2 separate regions of the Homo sapiens genome follow, and region 1 is linked to region 2. Evidence: chromatin loops called from intact Hi-C (ENCODE). Cell type or tissue: endothelial cell of umbilical vein. All regions are shown on one strand. Each heading gives the region's core, and the rest is flanking DNA. Links, peaks and the distances in the headings are about the cores only.

Region 1 (14,024 bases), core at 5,664-13,663, 630 kb before region 2:
CTATACACACACAAAATCCACTACACACACACAGTCCACCACGCACACAACCCACCATACACACACACCACACACACACAAAATCCACCACACACACAACCCACCACACACACAAAATCCACCCCACCACACACACACAATCCGCCAAACACACACACAATCCACCATACACACACAACCCACCACACACACACCACACACACAATCTACCATACACACATACCACACACACACACCCCACCACATACAAACCCACCACACACACAGAATCCACTACACACACACAGTCCACCACGCACACAACCCACCATACACACACACCACACACACACAAAATCCACCACACACACACAACCCACCACACACACACAATCCACCACACACACACAACCCACCACACACACACAAAATCCACCACACACACACAACCCACCACACAATCCACCACACACACACAATCCACCATACACACGCAATCCATCACACACACACAACCCACCACACACACAATCCACCATACACACACACCACACACACACAACCCACCACACACACAACCCACCACACACACACAAAATCCACCACACACACAATCCACCACACACAACCCATCACACACACAACCCACCACACACAAACCCACCACAAACACACAGAATCCACCACACACACACAACCCACCACACACAAACCCATCACACACACACACCACACACAATCCACCACACACACAAACACCACACACAATCCATCACACACACAAACACCACACTCACAACCCACCACACACACACAAACACACACACAACCCACCACACACACTCCACACACACACAACCCACCACACACACAACCCACTACACACAAACACCACACACACACACAGCCCACCACACACACAAACACCACACACACACAAAAATAAGTGACTCATCCTCAGTGAGCAGACTGGACAATGCCATTTGTCACACTTAGTTCATTCTAAATTCACTTGGTAATTGGGATAACCACTTGTGTTTGCTAATTGCCTTTATCCAAAGGAAAAATAAACTCATATCTTATGATAGAGTATAAGATTACAATTTAGAGCCAAAGTTAGGAGACTAACCCTCTCCCTCCCATGGAGACTGGGAGATAGGGACACTGTCTTCCTTGATGTTTACATTTCATATACATACACACACACATACACATATATGTGTATGTATACATTTCAGAGACAGGGTCATATTCTGTTGCTTAGGCTAGAGTGTAGTGACATAGTTATGGCTCTCTGTAACCTCAAACTCCTGGGCTTAAGCGATCCTCCCACCTAAGTCTCCTGAGTAGCTGGGATTATAGGGGTGCACCACCATGCCTAGTTACTTTTTTTATTTTTATTTTTTGTAGAGACGAAGTCTCACTGTGTTGCCCAGGCTGGTCTTGACCTCCTGGCTTTAAGCAATCCTCCCATCTCAGCCTCTCAAAGTACTGGGATTATTGATGTTTGCATTTCAAAGAGCTAGCTCTCAGGTCCTTGGAGAAAAACAGTTCTGAGTTGTAAAGCTGCCAAATGGTTTTTTCTTCGCTTTTAAAAATATTTATGTAATCTCTGCCCAGTGTGGTGGCTCACGCCTATAATCCCAGCACTTTGGGAGGTCAAGGCAGGAGGATCACTTGAAGCCAGGAGTTTGAGACCATCCTAGGCAACATAACGAGACCTTGTGTCTACAAAAATTTTTTAAAAAATTAGGCAGGTGTGGTGGTGCATGCTTGTAGTCCCAGCCACTCGGGAGGCTGAAGCAGAAGAACCACTTGAACCCAGGAGTTTGAGGCTGCAGTGAGCATCACTGTACTCCCGTATGGGTGACAGAGTAAGACTCTGCCTCTAAAAAATAATAAAAATATAAAATAAAATAAAATAAAATAAAAGATTTGCATATATCTCACATGGGCAGAGGAAAATTCACAATCACAAGCTTTCTAATGCAAATGTGCTGAGAAAAGGGGGTGTTGGTGAGGAGCATCTCTGCCTTTTTTCACCAGGGAGAAAGAAAACTTATTTTTATTCTTTTTGATTTGTATTTGCTTTTACAATTCTCCTGGCTATCTGGGTAATTACATGTGTCTTTGTGTTGGCGGGGGTACAGGGGGAGATTCAGCTGCAGCACAGGCCGGCAAAGTGACAAGTGTAGCAAGATGCTGCGCTGAGGGCTTGGGAGACAGAGGGAGGGGCCTCGAGCCCAAGAATGCCTGGGAAGCAGCTCTTCCAGCCAGAAAAGGCAAGGAAGGATTCTCCCCTAGAGACTTTGGAGGGAGTGGGGCCCTGCCGACACCTTGACTTTGGCCCAGTGAAACATTCTGGGCTTCTGACTTCCAGCCGTGTAAGATAATAAATGCCAGTTATTTCAGGCCGAGCTGGTGGTCATTTGTTAGAGCAGTCCTAGGAATCTCATCTAGGTGTGAAGCTATTTTAGAGGGGTTTGTTGGGAAGCGTGTTTTGAGGCGAGGAGACTTCAGCCAAAATCTGAATACAGTGAAGAACGGAAGTCCATGCGGACCTGGAGGAGGATCGTCTAGGCAACTCCAAAGGCCCTAAGGTGGAAATGAGTGGCGGCTGCTGGGGCAGTGTCTGGCAGGCGCATGGAGGTCTGCAGGAACCCTGCAGGCCATGGCCGCGGGTTGGATGTCAGTCCAAATGTTAGCAGGAGGCGTCGGAGTTCCCTAGCAAGGGAGCTGCTTGATCTGATTCATGTTTAAAGGGCCAAGCTGGTTAAGTGGAGACAGGACTTTATGGGGCCAGAGCGGAGGCAGGAGGAGTGGCTGGCCACTGCTGCAGAGTCCTGGTGAGGGAGACTATGGTGCAGGGGTGGGGGATAAGGGTGGGAAGCAGGCCTCACCGTTATGGGGCACACGCATGTACCAGTTTCCTCTGCAGGAAATCTGAGCCATCTACCTGATACTCATTTTACCAGCTGGATTCTTTTTTCTTTTAGCAAGAGACTCTGGGAACTAGATATGCGGCAGGAAAGCATCTTGTGTGGTGGAATTTGGGGACTGACATTTGATCTCAGCCCAGGGCTACTCTTACAGCGTGCGTCCCTGTCGTGCATTATACATGTTTTCATGCACTTAAAGATATTTTTAGAACTGCAGAAGTAGAAGCACTTTGATCTTTTCCTGAATAATTTTCACATGACTTAGCAGGCCTCCTTCCACCTGAGATGGGAAACCTTGGAAAGTGAGGGGGCCTTCTTCAGTGTGTGCCACTGTAGGGGTTTTTCCTCAGCCCCCCTAGATTTGTGGTTGGAACGGACTCCTGTTACAAAAGACAGATTAACAAGAGAAAAACCAGTGGAAGTTTATTAACATGTGTATTTCACATCTGCCTGGGAGACACGCAGGAATTGAGTAGTTCTCAAAGTGGTAGCTTTGAATTCCAGCTTGTATAGCATCTTCAACAAAGAAAAGCCAAGTTTTAGGGAAGCGACAGGACAAAGGAAAAGAACTTTGAGTGTCTAAGGGGAGAACTTGTAGAAAGGTAAGTAACTGGCAGATAAATAGAGTTAGTAAAGCGCCTTCATGTCCATTCCTCTGGTTCCAGCTCCAGGCCCATAAGAGTCTAAAGTTGTCTTCAGTGGTTAACTTTTCCCTGGTCGAGAGAGGGAGCAGACCCCTTTTATCCTTCTAAATCTATATCCTGCATTTAGGCAGTGGAGGGCAGAGAGCTTTCTTCCATTTACTTTTTCACTGCCTTCAAGCTCAACAACCCTTCATCTTTCGGGGCCTCCCCAACTGCGTTCTCTTGGTGCTCTCCAGCTGGGAAGGCTCAAAGGATGGGAAGTGTGTACAGCACGTACCTGTGACTGCTACCAGAGATTTGCCCCTCCTCAGGGTCAGTGAGGGATGTGCTTTCTGCTTCCTCCCCAGACTGCAAACCCCTGGAAATTAGCTGCGTGAGAGTCTTGCATATTTGCCGTAGGGATGCGGCAGGAGGTAACGGAGATGATAGTCAAGGGAAGGTTCATTAGAGCAAATTGATCCTCAGTCTCCTCCAGCTTTCCACAGTCATCCATCCAGAAATTATCAACAAGCGCTTGTTTTTATTTTGTAGTAGGTACCAAACCAAGAGTTATTTCCGTAGTTAAATAAGCGTTAAAAGTCTTCTCAGCACCCTCTCACATTGTGGGAAAACTGCACAGACCACCTCTGCCTGACTCATGATGAGGCCGGGCACCTGGCACAGTGGCAGATGGTGGGCACTGATTAAATATTTGTTGGATGTATGAGCAAGTCCTGTGGGGGGAGCTGGAACTGTATGTCTGCAAGAAGTGGGTGCAGTTTTCCCTCTTCCAGATACAGGGCCACTTCTGAACAATACTTGGGTGTCTTCACAGAGGATTTCTGGAGACACTGTTCCTGTCACCCCCTGGCATGCCAGCCCACTTTGCATCTAATCTGATAATGGGAGCCAGGCACTGTTGGAGGGGAAAATTGATCCTCCCAGGGGCCCTATCAATATTCGCTGTCCAGTGGGCCCCTTCCTGTCCAGCCCTTTCTCCGGCTAGCTTGTCAAAAGCTGAGACCGTCTCCACTGGGCTAGGCCATTGGGCCATTTGGCTGGTTGCTGGGCCATCCTCCAAGACATTTTGAAGGGTGAAGTCTCAAATACCAAGGCCTTAAGCTTCCAGCTGGCATAAAGGCTCAGGAATCCCTTCGCAACTCCTTTGCCACTCATTTTCTTTCTGCAGAGTGAAGGCACAGTCATACTTAGTTTCCTCTGGCGATGCTAAAGAGGAAGTTACAGCAGGTGGTTAACTCCTGACTGGGAGAAGAGACATTTCCTCTAATGGAGGCTGGGGAGAGAGAAAGAAGGTTAGGGCCTTGTTTAATGAAGAACCTTTCTGCTATGAAAGACGGATTACAGACAAGGAGAAGATACTTTGTGAGTCTATGAAGGAATTCTGCTTCGCAGGCTCTTGCAGGAACGTAGGGATCAAGTGGAATTTTAGGAATGGAGAAGCATTAGATGTCCAAACTCACTCGTTAACCCTGGGGGATCCCACGCTTACCCTGTGCCCAGGCCAGCACACATGCAACTTTAGTGGTTAACATTGAGGACACAGGGGCACTGCTTGGGTTCAAATCAGCCACTATCCCGCTGAGTGGCCTTGAGTAAGTTCCTGAACATTTCAGAGTCTCGGTTGTTACATTTGTAAAATAAGGACCAGAAGAGTATTGCATAGGGTTGTTGAGTGGATTAAATGAGATATGTATGTGAGGAGTTTATCACCATGCCTGACACAAAGTAAAGCCTCCCAAAATGTTAACTAATAAATTACTAAGTATTTAGGTAAAAACTGGAGCATCTTCTTATTGTACTGTTGGTAGAAAAATTCATTCTTCCGTAACTACTAAACTTGGCCTATATTCCACAATATGCTATAACCATATTTTCAGAACCCCCAAACTATATGATATGACAAAGACTTTTTTCATATTTGTGAATTTTATTTTATAAAGTATAAAAGTTGGGCTGGGTGCGGTAGCTCACACCTGTAATCCCAGCACTTTGGGAGGCCAAGGTGGGCCGATCACCTGAGGTCAGGAGTTCAGGAGTTCAAGACTAGCCTGGCTAACATGGCAAAACCCCATCTCTACTAAAAATACAAAAATTAGCCAGGTGTAGTGGTGCGTGCCTGTAATCCCAGCTACTAGGGAGGCTGAGGCAGGAGAATCACTTGAACCTGGGAGGCGGAGGTTGCACTGAGCTGATATTGCACCATTGCACTCCAACCTGGGTGACAGAGCTAGACACTGTCTCAAAAAAAAAAAAAAAGTATAAAAGTTAAGTAGTTAATGTACAGATTAGTCAACTTGACTGGGACAGGTAAAATAAGACCTGAATGAATGGAGTGGAGAGAATGAATCTTAAAGACAATCACGTTTTTAAAACATTGACAAGAAATTCTAAAGTTCATTTTGTTACAAAACTGAACTGGGGTCTACTTGCCCGGCGCAGTAAGAGGAAACACCAACACTGAGGTTGTGCATCCGGAGAAAGGAGCACATTTATTTGCAGGGCACCAAGCGAGGAGAAGTGGGTCATACTTAAGATACAACCTCTTCGATGGTTTACAAGCAAGGTTTTTTTTTTCCCCCAGTCGGAGTCTAGCTCTGCCGCCCAGACTTGAGTACAGTGGCATGATCTTGGCTCACTGCAACCTCCGCCTCCTGGGTTCAAGTGATTCTCCTGCCTCAGCCTCCCGAGTAGCTGGGATTACAGGCTCCTGCCACCACGTCCAGCTAATTTTTGTATTTTTAGTAGAGACGAGGTTTCACTGTGTTGGCCAGGCTGGTCTTGAACTCCTGACTTTGTGATCCGCCCACCTCGGCCTCCCAAAGTGCTGGGATTACAAGCATGAGCCACTGGGCCCGGCCACAAGCAAGTGTTTTTAAAAGCAGGGGTAAATTTCAGGAAAGGAGAAGTTATGGGCAAAATCGTGAATTGATACATGGAGGTTATGCACTGGTTTAGCCTCAAAGGGCAGGGTATTTTGAAGGAGGAGCCTTAAAGGTCATACATGAATTCAAAGACTCTGATTTGTGATAAGTTAAGGAAGCAAAGCTTTGCCTAAAACCTTGGGGTTAGCAGAAAGGAATGTTCAGGTCTGGTCCAACTTCCATCAGGATCCTCAGGAAGAAATTTAGAACAAAGAACAGCAGAGCTTAGTCCTCAGTTCCCTCTTGTCTGAGGTCTGCAGGCCAGGGCATCCACTTGGGAGGGGGGCCCAGGTTTCTGAAGAGCAACTCAGGGACATATATTAAGATGTTATCTTTAGTTTCTATAGGGAACCAAACATTTTGTGACTGTAACTTCCTTGTTTTAAGCTACAGTTACCTTCTTGTTTATTAGGTTGCTAGCTGGGTGCCTGGAATTTCCCTTGAAGGAATTCAAGATTTTCCTTTATTTCCATGCTTGCCCCCTCCCCACTTCCTGCAGGCCTGTAAGAGGGGTGCCGGCTCCATGTCAGTTTGGAAGAATAAATGAAGTGATTCTAGCCAAGAAGTTATGAAGAATAAAAAAACCCAGAATCTTTGTGTAGGGGAAGTACTTAAACTACCAGCTACCAAAACTTATTTTCTGTGATAAAACTGCAGACATTCAATGTAGTTTTAGGTTGCGGGTAGCCTCTCTAAACATAACTCTAAAGGCAGAAACCATAAAGGAAGACTGCTAAGTTTTGGCACATTAAAACAAAACTTTCTCGCCGGGCACGGTGGCTCATGCCTGTAATCCCAGCACTTTGGGAGGCCAAGGCGGGCAGATCACGAGGTCAGGGGATCGAGACCATCCTGGCTAACACAGTGAAACCCCGTCTCTACTAAAAATACAAAAAAATAGCTGGGCGTGGTGGCGGGCACTTGTAGTCCCAGCTGCTCGGGAGGCTGAGGCAGGAGAATGGCGAGAACCTATGAGACGGAGCTTGCAGTGAACCGAGATCACACCTCCCTCTACACTCCAGCCTGGGAGACAAGCCAGACTCCATCTCAAAATAAATAAATAAATAAATAAATAAATAAATAAATAAATAATAAAATAAAAATAAAACAAAACTTTCTTATGCTCGCTTCAGCAGCACATAGACTAAAGCAAAACTTTCTCACATCAACAACTGAAAAGGTAGGCCGGATGCAGTGGTTCACATCTGTAATCCCAACACTTTGGGAGGCTGGGGCGGGAGGATCGTTTGAGACCAGCCTGGGCAACACAGTGAGACCCCATCTCTACAGAAGAAAAACATTAAAATAAAATAATTAGCTGGATGTGGTGATGTGATCCTGTAGTCCCAGCTACTCAGAGGCCGAGGTGGGAGGATTGCTTGAGCTCAGGAAGTCCTGGCTTCAGTGAGCCATGATAGTGCTACTGCACTCCAGCTCTGGTGACAGAGTGAAACCCTGTCTCAAAAAAAAAAAAAAAAAAAGTTAACAAGTACGAGGAAACACGTCTGCAACAAACATGACAAGTCTTTAATACCTGTACTTTATGAGTGCCCCCCAAACAATAAACCAACTCCCCAACTTTTAAAATGGGCAAATAGAAAAGTGGGCAAATGGACATAAACAAATTCACAAGAGAAAATAAAACTGGCAAAAAATAACCATGTGAAAAAACAATCCAGCTAACTAGTACTCTAAGAAATGCAAGTACAAAAGATGAGAAATAACCATTTCAAACTAAATTTTTTTTTTAAAAAAGTCTGTGTTGTCAAGTATATGGAAAATGGGCATTTCTCAGGGAAAACTAATACGTTTTCCTGGAAGATAATTTAGAAAACATTTAAAAAATATATTCCTTTTATACAGCCATAAATAATCATGTTTAAAAGAATATCTAATAAAATGGAAGAAAATTCACAAGATCGTGTTAAGTGAAGAAGGCAGAATACATCTTCGCAAGGCATTATTCCAATTATGCCAGACATGCCATGGATATACGTAGAGAAAACACCGGAGGCAACATACCAAAATATTAAATGTAATTGACTCTACGAGGTAAAACTGAGTTTTATGTTCCCCTATTTCCTATTTATGCAATAGATTTAAAAAGTATTTTTACGACTAATTATACAATTCAAAAATTGCCTGTGTTGAAAAGCATGAAAGTACATGAAATTGTACTACCCTGGAAACCCCAGGAAGTGTTTAGTTTGGAAAGCCAGGGCCACCTGCTAGTGGGTGAGTCATGGGCACAGGCTCGCACCTGCCACCGCAGACGCCACACAGGCTGCTGAGCCTTTCCAAGCGAAATGCCCCACGTGCGCCAACGGCCACCTCGGCCGTCGCCCCACGCTTGGCCCGCAGCCAGAGGAAGCCCAGCAACTTCTGCTCTTTCTTAATTTCTAGAAAAGAGTGAAGAGAGGCCTTTTCAAAGTTCGCAGGATCGGGCCTTTTTGTGCTCCACTTTGGAACAAATCGGAAGCTAGGGCCTTCCAGGTGCGCCACCGCCGTCCCGGGACCGCCGCGGCCGCAAGCGTCCGCACTGCGGCCGGGGTGCGCGGCCTGAGAAAGGCCCGGGCAACGACGCTCCGGGGGCTTGCCGGAGCCCTCTTTGAAGTCTCCCGACGGGCTCCCAGCCTCTCATAAGGCAGCTAAGGCCGAACACCCCGGTGACCATAGGCCAGCCACGCGGTCGCCCGGGGACGCGCGTGCTCCGCAGGGACAAAGGGTCGGGAAACTTGAGCTCCGGCCAGTCCCAGAGAAACCCGGGCTGGTGGTCGCCATGGCAACGGAGTCCGACCCTCCGAGGCCTGCCGCCCTGGCGCGGCAGTGGCTTGAGTGACCCGGCCCGCTCTTGGCGGGGGCGCCCGCGCCCCGGCCCCGGCAGTCCCTCCCCGCCCCCAGGCCGCGGCCGCGGGAGCCGGCGACTGACCCTCGGCAGCTCCTGTAGTCACGTGGCGCTGGGAACCCGGCGGGGGGAGGTTGGGGACGGGCCTGGCAGTTGTGAACTCGAACCTGCCGCTGTCGCCGCGGCGGGGCGGGGAGCGAGAGTGGGCCGCGGAGGCCGGCCTTCGGGCTCCATGGACGGGCGCCGCGTCCCTGCACAGCCCGCCGCAGAGGTACGGCCGGGGCAGGGGCGCGGGGCCACCGCGGGCCCGCGGGGGGCCGCTCCACCTGCGGGGCGCGTGACCGTGAGTGTGCGCGACCGTGTGTGAGTGCGCGGGGGGGGACGCTGCTGGATCTGCGGGGGTGGGGGAGCGCACCTGCGCACAGGCTCCGCGAGCTGCGCCGTGCGTGGGACCCGAAATGGCTCACTCGCAAGAACGGGACCCGTGTGCCCGGGAGCGTGGACGGAGGACACGCATCAGTACAAAAGGGCGGTGTGGGGCTTCTGCCACCCGCGGCCAGCCGCGATGCGGAAGGGGATTCTGACGGAGTCGTGGTCACACCAGCTGGCCCTGCGCAGCCCCATGGGAAATAGGCCTGGAATTCCTGTCGGGAGGAGGCTGGGGGAAGGGGAGCCAGCAGGGATTCCAGAGTTCCTGCCATAGGCCGGCCTTTGGCCATCAGGGAAAGCCCAGACTCTGGCCACAGAATGGAGAATTCGTTCCGTGACCTTACCAGGGAAGAAAGTGACCCCGAAAGACAGCAGTGTGCTTCCTTGTTGAAGGGGCACATTCATTTATTAATCCAATGTCCATTAAGGTCACTCTGCCAGGCAGGATGTGGGGCTTATGGCTGGTGCGTGTGGCTTTGTGGGGGGAGGGGTTGTGGCTGGTGAGGACACAAAGCTGACTGCCCTAGAGGAGCTCAGAGCCTCACTTCTGTTTTCTCTTCCCTCCCCACAGGTAAGGCTGGCCTCTCTGCAGTCAGAGGTCTGAGCTCTGCCATGGGGATAGGGGTGTCTTTATTACTGCAGTTTTCTCTAACACCTGGGGGCTACCGGAGTGTGGGCCGAAGCAGGCGCTGCAGCCGCGGAAGTATCCCCAGGAACATCCCCAAGAGGAGCTGGAAAAAGCCTCATCCCCAGCTCTGCAGTCTCCAGGGTAGAGTCTGGCCTTTGCTGTGCTCCCAAACCACGCCACAACAGGGGTGCACGGGCGTCCCCATCCCGGCGGAAGGAAATGGCCCTTTCTCATATCCTGGGGTCTTCCCTGTGCACAGTCTGACACTGGGAATGAGTGACCTTTGTGTTCCCTGAGAAGAGAGAGTGCGCTCTAGGGAATTTAGAAGGATGTGTCTGGAGCTTGTGAGCAGGCACAGAAGGGCCCTTAGGAGCCTAACTGCTTCCTTCCTCCTTCCGCGGAGGAGGCTCCTGTGCAGGAATCTGGGCTCCCCTGAGCTGTGGAAGAGCTGAACATGGGGCAGCCCCTGGCGAGGTTGGGGCAGGACCGGGCAGGGGACTGAGATTGCAGTCTCATCTTCCCTCCCCTTCTATTGCCCCAGTAATCTCCAGCACCCCGAGGGAGGCAGAGCCGGTGATCAGGCCCCGAGGGCAGCAGGCTGTGGGTGTTCCTTGGATTCAGGGAGAGCCTTCCTTCCTGCAATGTCCTAATTTGTGTGGGTGGAAGAGGGCAGGCGGGCAGAATGGGGGCACAGTCTGGGCAGGCGGTGGTCTGGCGTTAGACTGCCGGGAGTAGCACCCAGGGCTCTGCTCCTGTTCCCCGAGAAGGGCTGTTCTCACTTGTCCTCCAGCCTCCTACGGAGACTGCAGTTAGTGATGCTGAAAGTGCCTCCCCTGTGGGGCTAGGAATGAAAAGCTATAGACACCTTTTTCTCTGAGATCTTTGCAAACCCAGGCGCTTTAGAGGAAAGAACACTGGCCTGGGAGTTTAAAGACCTGTTCCCTAGTCTTGATTCTGCTGTTGGCTTACTGTGTCACCTTGGGCAGGTCTCGTCATCTTTGATGTCTCACAGTTGCTTCATCTGTTAAACAGGGAGCTCAGTGTCTGTTTGTCCAGCTTCTCAGAGTTGCTGTGCAGCTCGGATGTGGCATAGGAAACAGCAGACACAGGGAGAGGGCAGCATAAGGCACTGTAGGGAGCAGTGGCCACATTTTCTGGTGAGTCCTGTGGCAGGAATGTTTGTGCATTCAGCACTGGAGCATTTACTCCCTGTCTGACACTGGGGTAGCTGCCATGAGGGGGATTCTAGTATCAGAGTCCCTCCCTTCTGGAAGTTTCCAGGGCAACAAAGACATAAGACAAACATCCTTGAAATGTTATCTAAAAACCCAAGATTGAAATAATACATACCACACAAGGAAACAGGAGAGTAGTCTAGCTCCATGTCCGGGGCTCTAGGGGTTCATAGATGGCAGCTCCTGTCCGGGGCTGAGGTTGGGAGGGGAGAAACAGGGGCAGAGTGAGTTGGTCTCTGGAGTGACTGTGCTTTTCCACCCTCAGCAGAGGAAGAACCGATGCTGGAACGTCGTTGCAGGGGCCCCCTGGCCATGGGCCTGGCCCAGCCCCGACTCCTTTCTGGGCCCTCCCAGGAGTCACCCCAGACCCTGGGGAAGGAGTCCCGCGGGCTGAGGCAACAAGGCACGTCAGTGGCCCAGTCTGGTGCCCAAGCCCCAGGCAGGGCCCATCGCTGTGCCCACTGTCGAAGGCACTTCCCTGGCTGGGTGGCTCTGTGGCTTCACACCCGCCGGTGCCAGGCCCGGCTGCCCTTGCCCTGCCCTGAGTGTGGCCGTCGCTTTCGCCATGCCCCCTTCTTAGCACTGCACCGCCAGGTCCATGCTGCTGCCACCCCAGACCTGGGCTTTGCCTGCCACCTCTGTGGGCAGAGCTTCCGAGGCTGGGTGGCCCTGGTTCTGCATCTGCGGGCCCATTCAGCTGCAAAGCGGCCCATCGCTTGTCCCAAATGCGAGAGACGCTTCTGGCGACGAAAGCAGCTTCGAGCTCATCTGCGGCGGTGCCACCCTCCCGCCCCGGAGGCCCGGCCCTTCATATGCGGCAACTGTGGCCGGAGCTTTGCCCAGTGGGACCAGCTAGTTGCCCACAAGCGGGTGCACGTAGCTGAGGCCCTGGAGGAGGCCGCAGCCAAGGCTCTGGGGCCCCGGCCCAGGGGCCGCCCCGCGGTGACCGCCCCCCGGCCCGGTGGAGATGCCGTCGACCGCCCCTTCCAGTGTGCCTGTTGTGGCAAGCGCTTCCGGCACAAGCCCAACTTGATCGCTCACCGCCGCGTGCACACGGGCGAGCGGCCCCACCAGTGCCCCGAGTGCGGGAAGCGCTTTACCAATAAGCCCTATCTGACTTCGCACCGGCGCATCCACACCGGCGAGAAGCCCTACCCGTGCAAAGAGTGCGGCCGCCGCTTCCGGCACAAACCCAACCTGCTGTCTCACAGCAAGATTCACAAGCGATCCGAGGGGTCGGCCCAGGCCGCCCCCGGCCCGGGGAGCCCCCAGCTGCCAGCCGGCCCCCAGGAGTCCGCGGCCGAGCCCACCCCGGCGGTACCTCTGAAACCGGCCCAGGAGCCGCCGCCAGGGGCCCCGCCAGAGCACCCGCAGGACCCGATCGAAGCCCCCCCCTCCCTCTACAGCTGCGACGACTGCGGCAGGAGCTTCCGGCTGGAGCGCTTCCTGCGGGCCCACCAGCGGCAGCACACCGGGGAGCGGCCCTTCACCTGCGCCGAGTGCGGGAAGAACTTCGGCAAGAAGACGCACCTGGTGGCGCACTCGCGCGTGCACTCCGGCGAGCGGCCCTTCGCCTGCGAGGAGTGCGGCCGCCGCTTCTCCCAGGGCAGCCATCTGGCGGCGCATCGGCGCGACCACGCCCCCGATCGGCCCTTCGTGTGTCCCGACTGCGGCAAGGCCTTCCGCCACAAACCCTACCTGGCGGCGCACCGGCGCATCCACACCGGCGAGAAGCCCTACGTCTGCCCCGACTGCGGCAAAGCCTTCAGCCAGAAGTCCAACCTGGTGTCGCACCGGCGCATCCACACGGGCGAGCGGCCCTACGCCTGTCCCGACTGCGACCGCAGCTTCAGCCAGAAGTCCAACCTCATCACCCACCGCAAGAGCCACATCCGGGACGGCGCCTTCTGCTGTGCCATCTGTGGCCAGACCTTCGACGACGAGGAGAGACTCCTGGCCCACCAGAAGAAGCACGATGTCTGAGACGGTGGGCGGGGCCGTGTTGGCTGAGAGAGGGCTGGGGTCCTTCGTGGTGGGAGTCGCAGTGGGCTGGGGGTGCCTGCCTAGTGCTGGAGTAGGGGACAATGGGAATCCTAGAGGGGATGGAAGACGCGGGGAGTGAGCTGGGTGGGCCCTGCTAGCGAGAGAGGTCAACCCCGGTGGCCAGGGAACCCACTTCCAAGCGCAGGGACGCCGGCCTCCAGCTGGTGTGTGCTAAGGCTCCGTCCTGACTGCCCTGTGCCCTGGAAAAGCAGCAATAGCATCCGCCCCTTAGAGCCCTCTGGCTAGAGGAGCCACCAGTGGAAAGGAAGACCCTCCATCCTCTGGTATTAACGCCTTAATGCCCCTGTCTTTTACTGTAAGTTACTTAAGATCATTTTTGGAAGCAGGCGTGGTAGAGTCC
Region 2 (15,525 bases), core at 7,526-15,525:
GAGCCAATGGTTACTCCACAAATAGCACCATGATCCATCCTGCATATTTATGTCAGACTAAAAATAAGTGGTGCAGGAGACCCCTTAGGACAAGATAGAAGCCCCCAAGACTGATCAATCTCCCATTTTATCTGCTGTGTTTGCATCACAGTAGCATCTAACTGGAAACCACAAACACAGGGAATTCATTATCTAACCGGGAAAAGAACCAATAGGCATGAAAAAACTTGGATATGAAATGTCAGAAGAACAATCTGGTGATGTTGAGGATACGTGGAGGGGTGTTCAGAAGAAGGAGGGCTCTGAGTGGGCTGGGTCAGCTCGGAAAATTTCCTGGGCGATTTTGGTCCTTCTGCATGGTAAGGGCTTTCTCAGGTACAAAGGAAGGTGGTGAACATCTTCATAAAGCAAGATCCCAAGAGGAGTCAGGTGTGGGTTTCCCCACCAATCTATACTTACCCCCAGATGAGAAAGAGAAGGGGCCAGTTTCAGTTTCCTCTGCCTGAAAACTTAATAGTCATCTGTTCCTTTGATTTAAAGACTGGGATTTTTAGACACAAGAAGGGGCTTCAAGTGAGGCTGCAAAACTTAGCAAGTACTAGAAGCTCCAGAATTACTATATAGGAGGGACTGATGGGGAGAAAGAATCCTATTATAAGGAGGCTGGGACATTTGTCTGAAGGTTGAATTTGCATGTATTCCTTTTTAAATGTATTTACTAAGCACCTAATGTGTACCTAACACTATTCTAGAAAATAGGTTGGTTTTGTTTTAAAAAATGCCCTGAGAGTTTGCAGAACTAGTGCACTGTTTTGACATATATTAGGGGGTTTATTTTTGAGTGCCTTCAAAGGATTAAAAAATATGAAGAACCAAGACATGCTTTGGGCAACCTTGCCAGGAAAGCTGGCCCTGGAGGAGATCCCAAGCTCACTTGGCTACTCAATGCCTCCAGCCAGGTTGGAGCTTTGTCTCTGTCCAAGGTGCTGAAAATACTTTACGGCAGGCTCAGCAGAAAACCAGGGAGGGCAGCCCAGGTGACAAGACTGAGGCACTCTTCAGGACACAGTGCATTAGATGGTCACCCCAAATCCTGAAAATGCCTCTGGAGCTGGACAGTAGCTCCTGGAGGCAGCACGGGGTGAAGCAAGAGCTGGGTTTGCCAGTCAATGCTGAGAAAACCATGTCTCATGTGCTTTCAGAGTGTGCCTTCCTCCCTCACTCCTCTGACAGCCATCAGGAAAAGATATGAATAAACCCCTGAACTTTACACTTGCAACTCTTGGGATTTCCTTTGGGAGTTTCTGTTGCTTTATGAAATATTAGAGCCAGAAGCAAACACTTTCATATATTAGACAATAAAACAGATATTCACAGTGACAAGGACTCCGCCTCAAGGTTGTGCCACAAGTTAGAAATGGAGCTGGACATAAAATAGTGTCTCCTGGTTCTTAGTTAAGTGATTTTTCCACCACACCAGGCCAGGTGGGAGATTACATACCACATATAACAAGAGCTAAAGAAATTTGAGATATGTGTGTGAGAGAGAGAGAGAGACCAGAGAACTCCAGATACAGAGGTTGCTCTGTCAGCTCTCCAGAACTTTTGCTGTTCATTCTGCTGATATCGGGCAGAATTAAGAGCCTACCCCAGCTTGGAATAAAAATGCTAACCCAACACTAGCTTCATATCCTAGCCCATCCCAAGGATCATCAGCTGCTGAGTCAGCCAACACCAAGGACCTGAGAAGAGAACTCAGGTTCAAATAGGTCTTGCATGGTCAGGAACGGTGGCTTACACCTGTAATCCCAGCACTTTGGGAGGCTGAGGCGGGAGGATGGCTTGAGCCCAGGTGTTCAAGACCAGCCTAGGCAACATAGCGAGACCTCATCTCTACAAAAAGAAAAAATTAGTTGGGTGTGATGGCACACACCTGTAGTCCCAGCTATTTAGCAAGATGAAGCAAGAGGATCGCTTGAGCCAGGTAAGTCAAGGCTGCAGCTACCTGTTAACTTTTCTTTTTCTGAGATGGGGTCTCACCCTGTCTCCCAGGCTGGGGTGCAGTGACACAATCATGGCCCACTGCAGCCTTGACCTCCCGGGCTCAAGTGATCCTCCCACTTCAGCCTCCCAAGCAGCTGGGACTACAGGTGTGCGCCATCATGCCTAGCTAATTTTTGCATTTTTTTTCAGAGACAGGGTCTCACTATGTTGCCCAGTCTGGTTTTGACCTCCTGGGCTCAAGTGATCCACCCTCCTCAGCCTCCTAAAGTACTGGGATTACCGGCATGAGCCACCATGCCCAGGTGCAGTGAGCCGTGATAGCACCACTGCACTCCAGCCTGGGTAACAGAGTGAGACCTTGTCTCAAAAAACAAAAACAAAAACAATAAACAAACAGGTCTCCCACTCCATCTTCTCCCTGATATACCCACAAACAATTATCCAGAGCTTTCTATGTGCCCCCCACTGAGAAGTGTTCCTAAGGAAATATATGATATACAATACAGTCCCTGGCCTTACAAAATTTGCAATTCGTTGAGAAGACAATATTTTCACCCATGATTAGACAATATTACAGGAGCCAAATACAAATAATGGCAGCTGACAAGAGAAGTTACACAGTCCTAGATCCCAAGTCTAAGAAGTGGTGCAGACCATGAATGCTTTTTCTTTTTCTAAAAATGTTATTCATTTTTGTAAAATAGAGACAGGATCTCCCCATGTTGCCCAAGCTGGTCTCAAACTCCTGGGCTCACGCGATCCTCCCACCTGGGCCTCCCAAGGTGCTGGGATTACAGGTGTGAGCCACGGCGCCCGGACAGACCATGAATGCTTTGACTTCAGGGTCTGAAGGAATCGTTTTAAGGCCAGAAGGATAAGGGAAGGCTTCACAAGGGAGGAAGGCTTCGCAAGGGAGGAAGGCTTAGGGAGAATTTGGCTGAGCTGAGAATTGTGGTCAGGACCTCATCTCTGTCCCTCTGGGGGACCAGCAGTCCAGTGCAGGGCCAGACAGAGCCAGTGAGGGTGTGAAGGTGACGGCAGAGGCCTATTGCAATGCTGGGGCGCTAAATGTCCAGGAAGAGCGCATTCGATCTTTCCCGGCTGAAGAAGAACAGGCCCTGAGAGCTCCCCCTTCTGGATCCGCGCAGCAGAACAACATCTCCTCTAGGAAGTGGGCTCAGCAGTGCCCGGCTCAGCAGTGCCCGGCTCAGCAGTGCCCGGCTCAGCAGTGCCCAGCGCAGACGGGGCTGGTGCTTAGGAAACCAGACGACAGACTGGGAACCCCATTTCCTGGGAGCCCCTCGGAAGCCTCAGGTCATCATCAACAGCAAATATGTCAGGGACGCCTCTGGGAGGTCACTGGGAGTCGGGCATGTAATCCATTTGGGGAGAGCAGGAAAAAAGACAAGTCACCAATGACTGAAGGTTCTCCAGGGCTTGAAGTCAGGATTTCCACATCTCACAGATCAGCAGGGGGCTCTAAAGGCTGCTCCTCCCACCCTGGTCTGGAGAGAGGGCCCAGCCCCTCCTGGGGGCACCTGAGAGGGTTCTGTCCAGACGATCCCAGTGACAGTTGCTGTGGAATTTCCATGCTGGGCACACTTGAGGCCCAAAGCTCCGATTCCCAAGAGGCGCCACAGCAACCATGCCAGGAAACTGGGCCAGGCTGAGGGTGGCAGGAGAGGGAGACAGGAGGAGGCAGGAAGGGGGCAGGGCCTGTCAGATGGATCCCTGACAACCATCCGTCTCAAGTCCGAGGTAACCTTATATCTTTGCCTCAGCAGATAGGATGACTTTGTATGTAGGGCCTTCAGAGCCCAAGACAGGGCACCTATGGTGAGCATTCAGGAGGCCTCAGCCTGCCCCTGAAACCCCCTCGTTCTCACTCTGGATCCCCGGAATAAAGGACAATTTCGGCCAGGCGCTGTGGCTTACGCCTGTAATCCCAGCACTTTGGGAGGCCGAGGCGGGCGGATCATGAGGTCAGGAAATCGAGACCATCCTGGCTAACACGGTGAAACCCCATCTCTACTACAAATACAAAAAAATTAGCTGGGCTTGATGGCGGGAGCCTGTAGTCCCAGCTACTCGGGAGGCTGAGGCAGGAGAATGACGTGAACCCGGGAGGCGGAGCTTGCAGCGAGCTGAGATCACGCCACTGCACTCCAGCCTGGGCAACAGAGCGAGACTCCATCTCAAAAAAAAAAAAAAAAAAAAGGAGGAAATTTCAAGTTCCCACGGATGGGAAAGCCTTCATATCCACACAGATGCTCTTGGCCCAAATTAGCTTTGGAGGGGCAGGGCCCAGATGAGGAGGCTGGTCAGTGAGGGAGCCCAGGATGCACAACCCATGGACAACTGCAAAACTGTGAGGGGGGGAGCTCCCCAGCTGGGGAGCAGGGAGGGGGCACAGGGAGATGCTGCCCCGCCCTCAGGTGGGCTCCCTGGGGCAGAGCCTGGTGAACCTCTTCCAGAGACGCTTCTGCCTCCTGGCTGACAGACCCAGTGACCTGGAAACCCAAGACCTTACCCTGGCAGTGGCAGGGGTCTGCCAGCCTCTGGGGGCTCTTGGGAGTCTGGACCAACTTCCACCTTCCCAAGGGAAATGCAAGAATCTCCAGGCCTTGATCAACCTTCAGGTTTAGATTCTTCCTTCAACACCACTGCCCTGAGTGTGTGTGTGTGTGTGTGTGTGTGTGTGAGAGAGAGAGAGAGAGTGCACGTATGCATGGATGTATGTGTGTGTGTCCGTTTGTTCAGGCTGCTGTAAGAAAACACCAAGGACCGGGTGGCCTAAAGACAACATAAATTTATTTCTCACAGTTCTGGATGCCGCAGTCTAAGATCAAGGTGCTGGCAGATTCCATGTCTGGTGAGGACCCACGGTTCATAGACAGTGCCTTCTCACTGTGTCCTCACATGATGGAAAGGTCTGGTGAGGACCCATGTTCATAGACAGCGCCTTCTCACTGTGTCCTCACATGATGGAAAGGTGAGGGATCTCTCTGGGGTTTTTTTCTTAAGGGCACGCATCCTATTCAGGAAGGTTCCTCCCTCACGATCTCAACACCTCCCAAACACCCCGCCTCCTAACACCATCACCTTGGGGGCTAGGATCTCAACTTATGAATTTGTGGGGAAATCAAACGTTCCCCGAAACATTTGTGTGTGTAAGAGAGTATGCATGGATGTATGTGTGTGTGACTGTGCATGCATGCATGTATATATGTGTATGTGTGTGCATGCATGCATGGATATATGTGTAAGAAAGTGTGCATGCATGCATGGATGTATGTGTGTGCGTGTACGTGTGTATGTGAAGATACCTCCTGAGCCTTCGGTTTGACACACCCCATGTGGTCTGTGCAGGAAGCAGGGAGGCGCAGATTTGTCCCAATCTGCTCCTCTGGGGGTGGGCCCAAATGAGCCACCTTGGGACCCCAGATGGCTGGTGTAGACCTACCACCCGATGCCGTTGGCTCCTTTCCTATCCCCTGGGTCTCCCCCTCCCTTCGTGGTGTCTGATCCCACGATTGTGCTGAAATCGCTCCTCCTCGGCTCTCTGCTGCCCTCATGTGGCTGTCTCAAGAAGGGCTGGGGCTACCAGGGGGCGCCCAGGATCAACACAGGAGCCCCTTCAGACCGGCAACCGCGTCCACAGCCCGGAACCCTCAGCATCCCAGAAGCCGCCCCAACGCCCTCACCAAAGGCTCAGCACCAATTCTGCAATCTGGAAGCTGAGCAAATCTCTCCGCCCCCCAGCACTCAGCATGAGTTACATCCTCGGGAGGGGGAGGCCTGGCGGCAGCTGCTCCCCGCCCCTCTCCCGCTGCTCCCGCCTCCCTTCCCTCCTTTCCCCGCTCCCCACCCGTCCTTGCCAGCAGGCAGGAAGGAAGCTGCTCATAGTGCAAGGGTGGGGTACTTCCAGCTCACACTGAACAGCCCCGGGCTGGGCTATAAAGAGTCAGGGACTTCCGCTCAGTCACCCCTGCCCTCACCACCCAGGCCCCCATGCACACACCCCAGGCCCAAGGCCTTCCCTTCCCAGCACAGCCCTCCAAGGTCAAGGCGTCCCCCGCCCAGCCCTGCAGAGCACTCTGGTCTGAGAGGGAAGGCAGGGGCAAGATTTGCCGCCTCTTTGGCATTATGGAGGGGGCAGGGGGCACAGGGCACAGCCCTCCCCAGGGAGGGATCCCTACTCACCCACAGAAGGCTGTCACCTTACCCCTGGGGTCTGGGCCAGCCCTCCCCGAGGCGGAAACACAGCCACTGTCAGGGACAAGGGGGCTCAGTTCCCAACCAGATCATCTCCAAAGCCCATTCAGCTTCAGATCTCATGATTGAAGATGGAAATTCTTTCAGCCGAACACCAAATCTCCAACCTTGAAAACTGTTTTTTCGGAAAGTCCTCTTTAAAACATGGTTACCAATATGAGCAGTCAGCCACTAAGATGCATGGGCATCATTCTTGGCAGGGCTGCAGGCATAGAGCAGGCCAGCACCAGGCAGAGCCCTGGGGACGGCAGGCCTCCTCCGACAGGCGGGGGAATCAACTGTTCTCATCAGAGCACCCTGATGGAAGGCAGGACACTCCGGACAACACTGGCCACGGCCCAAGAAAGGGGAAGCAGGGAATCCCCTGTCCAGAGAGCATTCATCTCTGACTTTTTCTGTCTGTTTAACTTTTTTTTTTCCTCCTTTTCTTAAGACCCTGCCATGGCATCCTCTGCCCCAATTCAAACCCAATCCAGGCCTACTCTGACCCTCAGCTTTCAGCGCTGACTGTACTGAACTGGACCCCATCCTCCCTGTGACCCTCAGCCTTCAGTGCTGGCTGTACTGAACTGTAACCCATCCTCCCTGTGGCCACAGAGTGCTCCTTCTTGCACTCCTCCCCTTCACCTAGACTGACTTCTTTCTGCCCACACAGACCCATCTAGCCTCAGCCAATTCCCTTCTCAGTGGACCCTCTCCATTGCCTCCAGAGCACAGCTTCCAGTCCCCAGGCGGCTGCACACATTTGCAACAAAACAAGCCAATGTATGAAGCAATCCCACTCAGTGCAGGAGCTCAACCCAGCAGAGGATCCCCACAGAGAGGAACTGACCTGTGTCTTCCAGAGCACACAGGTTCAGAGCACACAGGTTCATTTAAGTGAGAACCCACACTTACAGAGCAAGCTGCCCAAAAACCACGACCAGGAGGGCCCAGAGAAAGAGCTGTCCCCGGGGCCTTGGGGACAGGGTGACAGCCACCCAGAGATCATGGAGAAGGGGACGTAAGGAAGACCTCACAGAGGAGTCATCCTGCGACTGTGTTGGTTGGGTCCTTCAGGAAGCAGAGTCCCAGGAGTTGGAAGCATAAGAGGAATACTGCGGGCAATGCCTGAGAAAGATAACAGGGACCGGGAGCAGGAGTGAGTTGGGCAGGGGAAGGATCAGGCCCACAATGCCAGGCTCACACCTGCAGAGGAGGGAAGAAGAAGAAGGGCCTCACATCAGCCCAGCGGGGGATGTTACGCCCACAGACGCCCCGGGGCTCAGTTACTGTCTAAGTGTTAGAAATAAATTTTCGGTGCCACAAAAGAAATAGCACTCAGATATAAATGTTCCCAGCAAGGCAATTTTACTTCTATAGAAGGGTGCATCTCACAGATGGAGCAATGGCAAGAGCACACCTGAACAAGGGAAGGGAAGGGGTTTTTATCCCTAAGGCAGGTAGCCCCTACAGCTGTGTTGTTCCCCTATTGGCTAGGGTTGGACCACACCGTCTGAGCTAATTGTTACTGGCTATTTTAAAGAGAGCAGGGGTAAGAGCCGGATTGGCAGGGTAAGTAGTTTGGCAGGAAGGACGGTCACAGAACAGGTGACTCAGGATGACTCAGGTCAGAGCAGGTGACCAGTGGTGACTCAGTTCGGAGCAGGTGATAGAAGCTAGGAGGGGGTTGTTTACTGAAACTAGGGGCAAGGAGACGAAGAGAACATGAAAGTTAAACTTTAAGATGAAGAACAAAGCTGAACATACTGATGCATTGGATCTTTGGAGAGGATCTCAGAACTCATTGTACTTAATTTACAGGCTAAAACCTTAGAAGAGGAATTTATTATATCCTACACAAGACTCCAGGGAAGCACATGGCCTTGGACTGAAGGCTGGCATCTGGAAGCTGTCAGCCACCAGCACCTTCTGCAGCAGGTACCTGCTCTCTAAGAGGGAGGCCTGGGTGGTGCACCTCCAGAGCTGCCCAGGCTGGGCCTCAAGGAAGAAAAAGATTTTCATTTGTCAGAGGCGGAAGGGAGAGGTGGAGGGAACAGCACAGCAGCGGCCCAGGGGCAGGGAAGCACAGGACCATTAGGGAGACACGAGAAAGCCCATTTGTCTAGAACAGAGGATTCAAGCAGTGCACCAAGGAAAATGAGGGCCAGGCCAATGTGCTGGAGTGGCTTTGTTCTTGGCTGAGGGTTTTGGGTAGTGCCAAAGCGTAAGGTAAGCCCTGCTTTCCAGAAGAATCTAGCAGAGTGTGGAGCCCAGATGGGACTGGAAGGCCTGGGAGGGGTCAGGTGGCCACAGGGACGGGCCACAGCCAGTGGTGCAGGCAAGAAGACAATGGCCATCCATGGTGGCTCACACCTGGAATCCCAGCCCATTGGGAGGTCGAGGCAGGTGGATCACCTGAGGTCAGGAGTTCGAGACCAGCCTGGTCAACATGGTGAAACCCTGTCTCTAATAAAATTATAAAAATTAGCCGGGCGTGGTGGTGGGTACCTGTAATCTCAGCTACTCAGGAGGCTGGGTCAGGAGAATCGCTTGAACCCAGGAGGCGGAGGTTACAGTGAGCTGAGATAGCACCATTGCATTCCAGCCTGGACAACAAAAGCGAGACTCTGTCTCAAAAAAAAAAAAAAATTAGCCAGGCGTGGTGGTGGGTGCCTGTCGTCCTCGGGAGGCTGAGGCATGAGAATCACTCCGGGAGGCAGAGGTTGCAATGAACCAAGATCACACCACTGCACTCCAGCCTGGGTGACAGAGCAAGACTCTGTCTAAAAAAAAAAAAAAGACAGAAGGATGTCAGCATCTGATGCTGCCTGTCACCTTGACCCTGAGGATGCCAGTCACAGCTCCATTAACTGGGACCTAGGAAAATGAGTCATCCTTGGTCATGCACATTTCAAATGGTGGCTTAATATGGAAGCCAGACTTGGGATCTGTTGTCTCCTCCAGCATGGTAGAAGATGCCTGAAAAGTAGGGGCTGGATCCCATCCCCTGCCTCACTGGGAAGGCGAGGTGGTGGGGTGTGGTGGGGCCTCAGGCTTGGGGTCATGGGACAAAGCCCAGGCTGAATGCCGCCCTTCCATCTCCCTCCTCCTGAGACAGGGGCAGCAGGGCACACTAGTGTCCAGGAGCAGCTTATGAGGCCCCTTCACCCTCCATCCTCCAAAACTGGCAGACCCCACCTTCTTGGTGTGACCCCAGAGCTCTGAGCACAGCCCGTTCCTTCCGCCTGCCGGCCCCCCACCCAGGCCCACCCCAACCTTATCCTCCACTGCTTTTCAGAGGAGTCTGGCCAACACAAATCCTCTTGTTTGTTTGTCTGTCTGTCTGCTGCTCCTAGTCTCTGCCTCTCCCAGTCTCTCAGCTTCCGTTTCTTTCTTAAACTTTCTCTCAGTCTCTGAGGTCTCGAAATCACGAGGCTTCGACCCCTGTGGACCAGATGCCCAGCTAGTGGCCTTTCTCCAGCCCCTCAGATGGCACAGAACTACAAACCCCAGCATGCACTCTGGCCTGAAGTGCCTGGAGAGTGCTGGTGTACCCCACCTGCATTCTGGGAACTGTAGTTTCCCTAGTCCCCCATGCTCCCACCAGGGCATCAAGCTCTTCCCTGGCCGGCTGACCCTGCCTCAGCCCTAGTCTCTCTGCTGACCTGCGGCCCCGGGAAGCGTGCGTCACTGAATGACAGGGTGGGGGTGGAGGCACTGGAAGGCAGCTTCCTGCTCTTTTGTGTCCCCCACTTGAGTCATGGGGGTGTGGGGGTTCCAGGAAATTGGGGCTGGGAGGGGAAGGGATACCCTAATGTCAGACTCAAGGACAAAAAGTCACTACATCCTTGCTGGGCCTCTATCCCCAAGAACCCAAAAGGACTCAAGGGTGGGGATCCAGGAGTTCTTGTATGTATGGGGGGAGGTGAAGGAGAGAACCTGCATGACCCTAGAGGTCCCTGTGGTCACTGAGAGTGTGGGCTGCCATCCCCTGCTACAGAAACGGTGCTCACCTTCTGCCCAACCCTCCAGGGAAAGGCACACAGGGGTGAGGCCGAAGGCCCTTCCGTCTGGTGCCACATCACAGAAGGACCTTTATGACCCCCTGGTGGCTCTACCCTGCCACTCCCCAATGCCCCAGCCCCCATGCTGCAGCCCCAGGGCTCTGCTGGACACCTGGGCTCCCACTTATCAGCCTCAGTCCTCACAGCGGAACCCAGGCGTCCGGCCCCCCACCCTTCAGGCCAGCGGGCGTGGAGCTGAGGCTTTAGAGCCTCCCAGCCGGGCTTGTTCCTGTCCCATTGTGTATGGGATAGGGGCGGGGCGAGGGCCAGCACTGGAGAGCCCCCTCCCACTGCCCCCTCCTCTCGGTCCCCTCCCTCTTCCTAAGGAAAAGGCCAGGGCTCTGCTGGAGCAGGCAGCAGAGTGGACGCACAGTAACATGGGCAACTTGAAGAGCGTGGCCCAGGAGCCTGGGCCACCCTGCGGCCTGGGGCTGGGGCTGGGCCTTGGGCTGTGCGGCAAGCAGGGCCCAGCCACCCCGGCCCCTGAGCCCAGCCGGGCCCCAGCATCCCTACTCCCACCAGCGCCAGAACACAGGTAAGGGCCAGGCAGCTAGGAGCAGGTGGGCAACAAGGGTGGTGTCAAGGCCTGAAGCCTGGGGCTGGGAAGGTCTGGAACTTGTAGCTGAGTCGGGAGGGCCAGGTCACAAATGCAAAAGGGCTATTAATGTGCATAGAACAGGACAGTCTGGGAGGCTCAGAAAGGAGACCAGGATCAGAGTCGGCAGGTGAAAGCTGGGAGTAAGGGTGCCAGCTATAGAATCTGGCCAGGGTTTGAATGCTGCTCTGCCGCCAGGAGCTGTTTGACTTTGAGCAAGTTACTTAATCTCTCTGAACCTCCATTTATATAAAACGAGATATGGCAATACTTACTCCATGGGGAAGTAAGTTTCTAGCTCACAGCAAGCCTTCAACAGCAGCGATGATTATTTAGCTGGAGAAGAAAGGAGCTGACAGCAGTGGTTACAGGAGTGAGAAAGTGGGGTCTCCCAGAAGAGGGAGAGAGTTGGGCAGGAAACTCGGGCCCTTGGGGTAAGCAGGCTGAGAAGACAGAGCCACCAGGCTTTTTTCCCCTGCTCCAGCCCCCTCTCCTCGTGGCTGTCACCCGAAAACTGGACCATGCAGTTCCCACAAGAGTCCTCCCGGGGGTAGAGGTCCCAGGAGGGAGGAAAGACCCGGAGGCCTGGTGGGGTGCCAGGCCGGGGGCAGGCTGGGGCTGCAGGCAGCTATGCAGGGAAGGCTGAGGGCCGGGGCCCTGCTGCTCAGGCGCACCCTTGGCCTGAGTCCCTCCCTTCCTCCCTGCCGCTGGTGGCTCTGGGAGGAAGTGATAAGGCCTGCGAGGCTTCCCTTCACACATGGGGCTGCTGTCAGGAGGGGTTGTGAGTGCGGAGGGAAATCAGAGCTGAGGAATCCCTGCAGGGCTTCCCTCCACTCAAGCACCAGGCTCTGTCCCCCTCAGGGTAGGGCTTATAGCAGCTTTGCGGGGGGTGGACACCCCATCTCCAGAAGAGGTGAGGTGGGCGCTGCAGGTGGGATGCGAACTTAGCCTCGGGTCAGGGGCTCAGGAGCTCAGCACCAGCAGCCCCTGCAGCCCAGGACCCTGGTCTATAAACGGAGGCACAGCTCGCCTCTAGCTCCTAAGGCATGGGGAACGCCAGAAGGCATGCGGCAGGTGGGCTGTGAGATCGCCAGTGCTGTAACAGGGGCCTCCGGGTGACATCTGGGAAGGCTGAAAGGAAACAAACCCTTCCTGATGACCCTATCCCTGGCTCCCAACAGCCCCCCGAGCTCCCCGCTAACCCAGCCCCCAGAGGGGCCCAAGTTCCCTCGTGTGAAGAACTGGGAGGTGGGGAGCATCACCTATGACACCCTCAGCGCCCAGGCGCAGCAGGTAAGGCCGGCATGCCCTGTCCCCATCGTCTCCAGGGAAAGGGTGGGTAAGGCCTGGCCTCAGATGGGGCCGGAGAGGGAAGCTCAACCCTTCTTTGAATTGGTCCCTTGTTTCCAAAAAGAGGAGAGGACTGGGAAGAACCAGAGGAGTTGAGGGACATGCACGGGACTTGGGTGACCCTCAGCCTCCAGCCTTACCCCCAACCCTGGCTCAAACTCTCCCCCATCCCACCCCTGCACCCCTTTCCCCCCTCCCACCCCTGCACCCTTCCTCCCTCTCCCCCCGTCCCCTGCCTGCATTCCTCCTCCCTCTCCCCATCTCACCCCTGCACCCCTCTTCCCTCTCCCACCCCTGCACCCCTCCTCCCTCTCCCCGTCCCACCCTGCACTCCCGCCCTCTCCAGCGTCCCACCCCTACACCCCTCCTCCCTCTGCCCCATTCCACCCCTGCACCCCCTCCTCCCTCTGCCCCGACCCACCCCTGCACCCCTCCTCCCTCTCCCCCGTCCCACCCCTGCATCCCTCCTCCCTCTGCCCCGTCCCACCCCTACACCCCTCCTCCCTCTCCCCCATCCCACCCCTAAACCCCTCCTCCCTCTCCCCTGTCCCATCCCTGCACCCTTCCTCCCTCTCCCCGTCCCATCCCTGCACCCTTCCTCCCTCTCCCCGTCCCATCCCTGCACCCCTCCTCCCTCTGCTCCCATCCCACCCCTGCACCCCTCCTCCCTCTGCCCCTACCCCACCTCTGCACCCCTCCTCCTTCTCCCCATCCCACCCCTGCACCCCTCCTCCCTCTGCCCCTACCCCACCCCTGCACCCCTCCTCCTTCTCCCCATCCCACCTCTGCACCCCTCCTCCCTCTCCCCTCTCCCACCCCTGTACCCTTCCTCCTTCTCCCCGTCCCACCCCTGCACTTCTCCTCCCTCTCACCCATCCCACCCCTGCACCCTTCTTCCCTCTCCCCCATCCCACCACTGCACCCCTCCTCCCTCTCCCCCTGTTCCACCCCTGCACCCCTCCTCCCTGCCCCCAACTCCCATCCCACCCCTGCACCCTGGCCTGTCCTGACCTTTGCACTCCCTCGACCCAGGATGGGCCCTGCACCCCAAGACGCTGCCTGGGCTCCCTGGTATTTCCACGGAAACTACAGGGCCGGCCCTCCCCCGGCCCCCCGGCCCCTGAGCAGCTGCTGAGTCAGGCCCGGGACTTCATCAACCAGTACTACAGCTCCATTAAGAGGTGACAGCTTCCCGGACGCCACAGCCTCCCTTGTCCCACTGAGGCCCCAGAAACCCCGTGACGACCTTCCCATGACCCCCTCCCTTCCCAGATCCTAACACCACGTGGGCCCCTCCCGCCCTCCCCCAGCACTTGCACAAAGCCTGGAGGAGGGCCTCCCTGTCCCACACAACTTCCTGCTTGTCCCCTTCCCACCCCTCTCCTCCCCAGGAGCGGCTCCCAGGCCCACGAACAGCGGCTTCAAGAGGTGGAAGCCGAGGTGGCAGCCACAGGCACCTACCAGCTTAGGGAGAGCGAGCTGGTGTTCGGGGCTAAGCAGGCCTGGCGCAACGCTCCCCGCTGCGTGGGCCGGATCCAGTGGGGGAAGCTGCAGGTGCGGCTGGCCAGCGACTGAGAGACCCGGGCGCTACCAAAAGGGGAGCGGGGTGGCGGGGCAGTTCCTAAGGCTTCCCGGGGGCTGGGAGGTCCCAAACTGTGGGGGAGATCCTTGCCTTTTCCCTTAGAGACTGGAAAGGTAGGGGGACTGCCCCACCCTCAGCACCCAGGGGAACCTCAGCCCAGTAGTGAAGACCTGGTTATCAGGCCCTATGGTAGTGCCTTGGCTGGAGGAGGGGAAAGAAGTCTAGACCTGCTGCAGGGGTGAGGAAGTCTAGACCTGCTGCAGGGGTGAGGAAGTCTAGACCTGCTGCAGGGGTGAGGAAGTCTAGACCTGCTGCGGGGGTGAGGAAGTCTAGACCTGCTGCGGGGGTGAGGACAGCTGAGCGGAGCTTCCCTGGGCGGTGCTGTCAGTAGCAGGAGCAGCCTCCTGGAAAAGCCCTGGCTGCTGCTTCTCCCCCAAGAGAGAAGGCTTCTCCCGCCAGGCCAGTCCAGTGCAGCCCCTCACCCACACCCACTGCTACCCCAGTTCCCCTGCTTCGGCCCGCACCCTCCCTCACACCCCAGCCCACAGACTCGGGGCTGGCCTTAGTTACTGGAACGCCTGTGACCACAGCACTAAGAGAAGCAAGCTGCCCCATGGGGGACTTGGTCCCATGGCCTTGGCCTCCTTCACCATCACTGGCCGCCAAAGAGTTTGAAATAAAGCCACGTGCCCAGTGAATCCCAAAGGAACCTCAACTAAAATAAAAACAATCCTATCTGACACTTGCCTGACCCTCTAAGTCATTCAAAGCTTTAGCTCAACTTCGATCCATCTGAGCTGCCATAGTGGACCCCACTCAGAGCTGCGTCCCTCCCTTGACCCCAGGTTGGTCCCTGCCACTCCCCTGCCCCTGTCACTGACACATGTTTCCTCCTCCCTCAGGCAGGAGTGGGACCTCCCAGCCTCCTCCTGGGGCCTCCACTCAGAATGTCAGGATGAGCAGGGTCCTAGGAGGCCTCTGGTGCAGCCTTCCCTTCCCACCATCCATGTGCTCAAAGAGAATCACCCGTCCTTTCTTGAATGCCATGGATCATGGGGGATTTGCTGCCCACACTCCTAGGCGGCCTCTTAGACATCCGTTGGTGCCTAACCCAAGCATCAGTTTGGCAGAGGCCGAGTCCCTCCTCTGTACTGGATACCAAGTCAGCTTCCATAGGGATGGGGAGACACCTGGCCCAGGGAGGAGATGAGAAGCAGCCCGGATGGTGCTACATATGTCAGAGAGCAGGGCAGGAAGGGATCAGTGTGGCTGCCAATGGTCAGGAGGGCGCCATGGAGTGAACCATGGCCCCTGCCTCCTCACCAGCAGCTCCTCTGGAGCTGATACTCAAGACCCCCCGTCTCTCTCCTCACCCTCCTCTCCCGCTGCCTCGGCTGGCTCAGGTGTTCGATGCCCGGGACTGCAGGTCTGCACAGGAAATGTTCACCTACATCTGCAACCACATCAAGTATGCCACCAACCGGGGCAACCTTCGGTGAGTGCCCCCCACCATGCCAGGCCCCAGCCTTCTTCCCCAAGGCAGGGAAGGCGGGGCTCTGACCAGCTCTTTCCCCATGCGTGCCAGCTCGGCCATCACAGTGTTCCCGCAGCGCTGCCCTGGCCGAGGAGACTTCCGAATCTGGAACAGCCAGCTGGTGCGCTACGCGGGCTAC

Evidence for each region. A loop is a pair of places that touch in the nucleus more often than their neighbours do. Peaks named below come from ENCODE experiments on the same cell type or tissue, not always from the same donor. Only the 100,000 strongest peaks of a DNase experiment are listed, where the experiment ranks them.
Region 1: it touches region 2 in a loop (5-fold over the local background); 2 of 110 quality-filtered maps call a loop at or near these places.

The regions. Positions count from the first base shown.
Region 1 is chr7:150,359,343-150,373,366 of GRCh38, forward strand. REPIN1 (replication initiator 1) reads left to right here and starts at 9,480. Exons shown (of 3, transcript NM_001099695.2): 1 at 9,480-9,599; 2 at 10,329-10,526; 3 at 11,886-14,024. The coding sequence starts at 10,370. The coding sequence ends at 13,603. REPIN1-AS1 (REPIN1 antisense RNA 1) reads right to left here and starts at 13,601. Exons shown (of 4, transcript NR_183429.1): 1 at 13,499-13,601; 2 at 11,736-11,813; 3 at 11,363-11,514; 4 at 3,316-4,835. RefSeq lists silencers at 4,789-4,838, 9,264-9,733, 10,244-10,393 and enhancers at 8,954-9,013, 9,053-9,857, 9,858-10,663, 10,664-11,468, 13,996-14,024. In endothelial cell of umbilical vein, for the core only: no CTCF peak of the experiment used is centred there; DNase peaks (open chromatin) are centred at 8,939, 9,429 and 9,969; H3K4me3 peaks cover 2,327 bases; H3K27ac peaks cover 3,326 bases.
Region 2 is chr7:150,983,102-150,998,626 of GRCh38, forward strand. NOS3 (nitric oxide synthase 3) reads left to right here and starts at 7,916. Exons shown (of 27, transcript NM_000603.5): 1 at 7,916-8,199; 2 at 10,652-10,860; 3 at 12,102-12,213; 4 at 13,303-13,451; 5 at 13,662-13,824; 6 at 15,256-15,347; 7 at 15,438-15,525. The coding sequence starts at 10,703. RefSeq lists enhancers at 5,291-5,331, 5,838-5,997, 10,558-11,276, promoters at 7,268-8,136, 9,078-10,680, 9,645-10,702, 10,481-10,702, cis regulatory regions at 9,138-9,158, 10,165-10,171, 10,570-10,576, 10,607-10,613, 10,620-10,626 and 1 more and a silencer at 9,875-9,905. In endothelial cell of umbilical vein, for the core only: no CTCF peak of the experiment used is centred there; DNase peaks (open chromatin) are centred at 9,840, 10,610, 10,960 and 11,630; H3K4me3 peaks cover 2,733 bases; H3K27ac peaks cover 1,411 bases.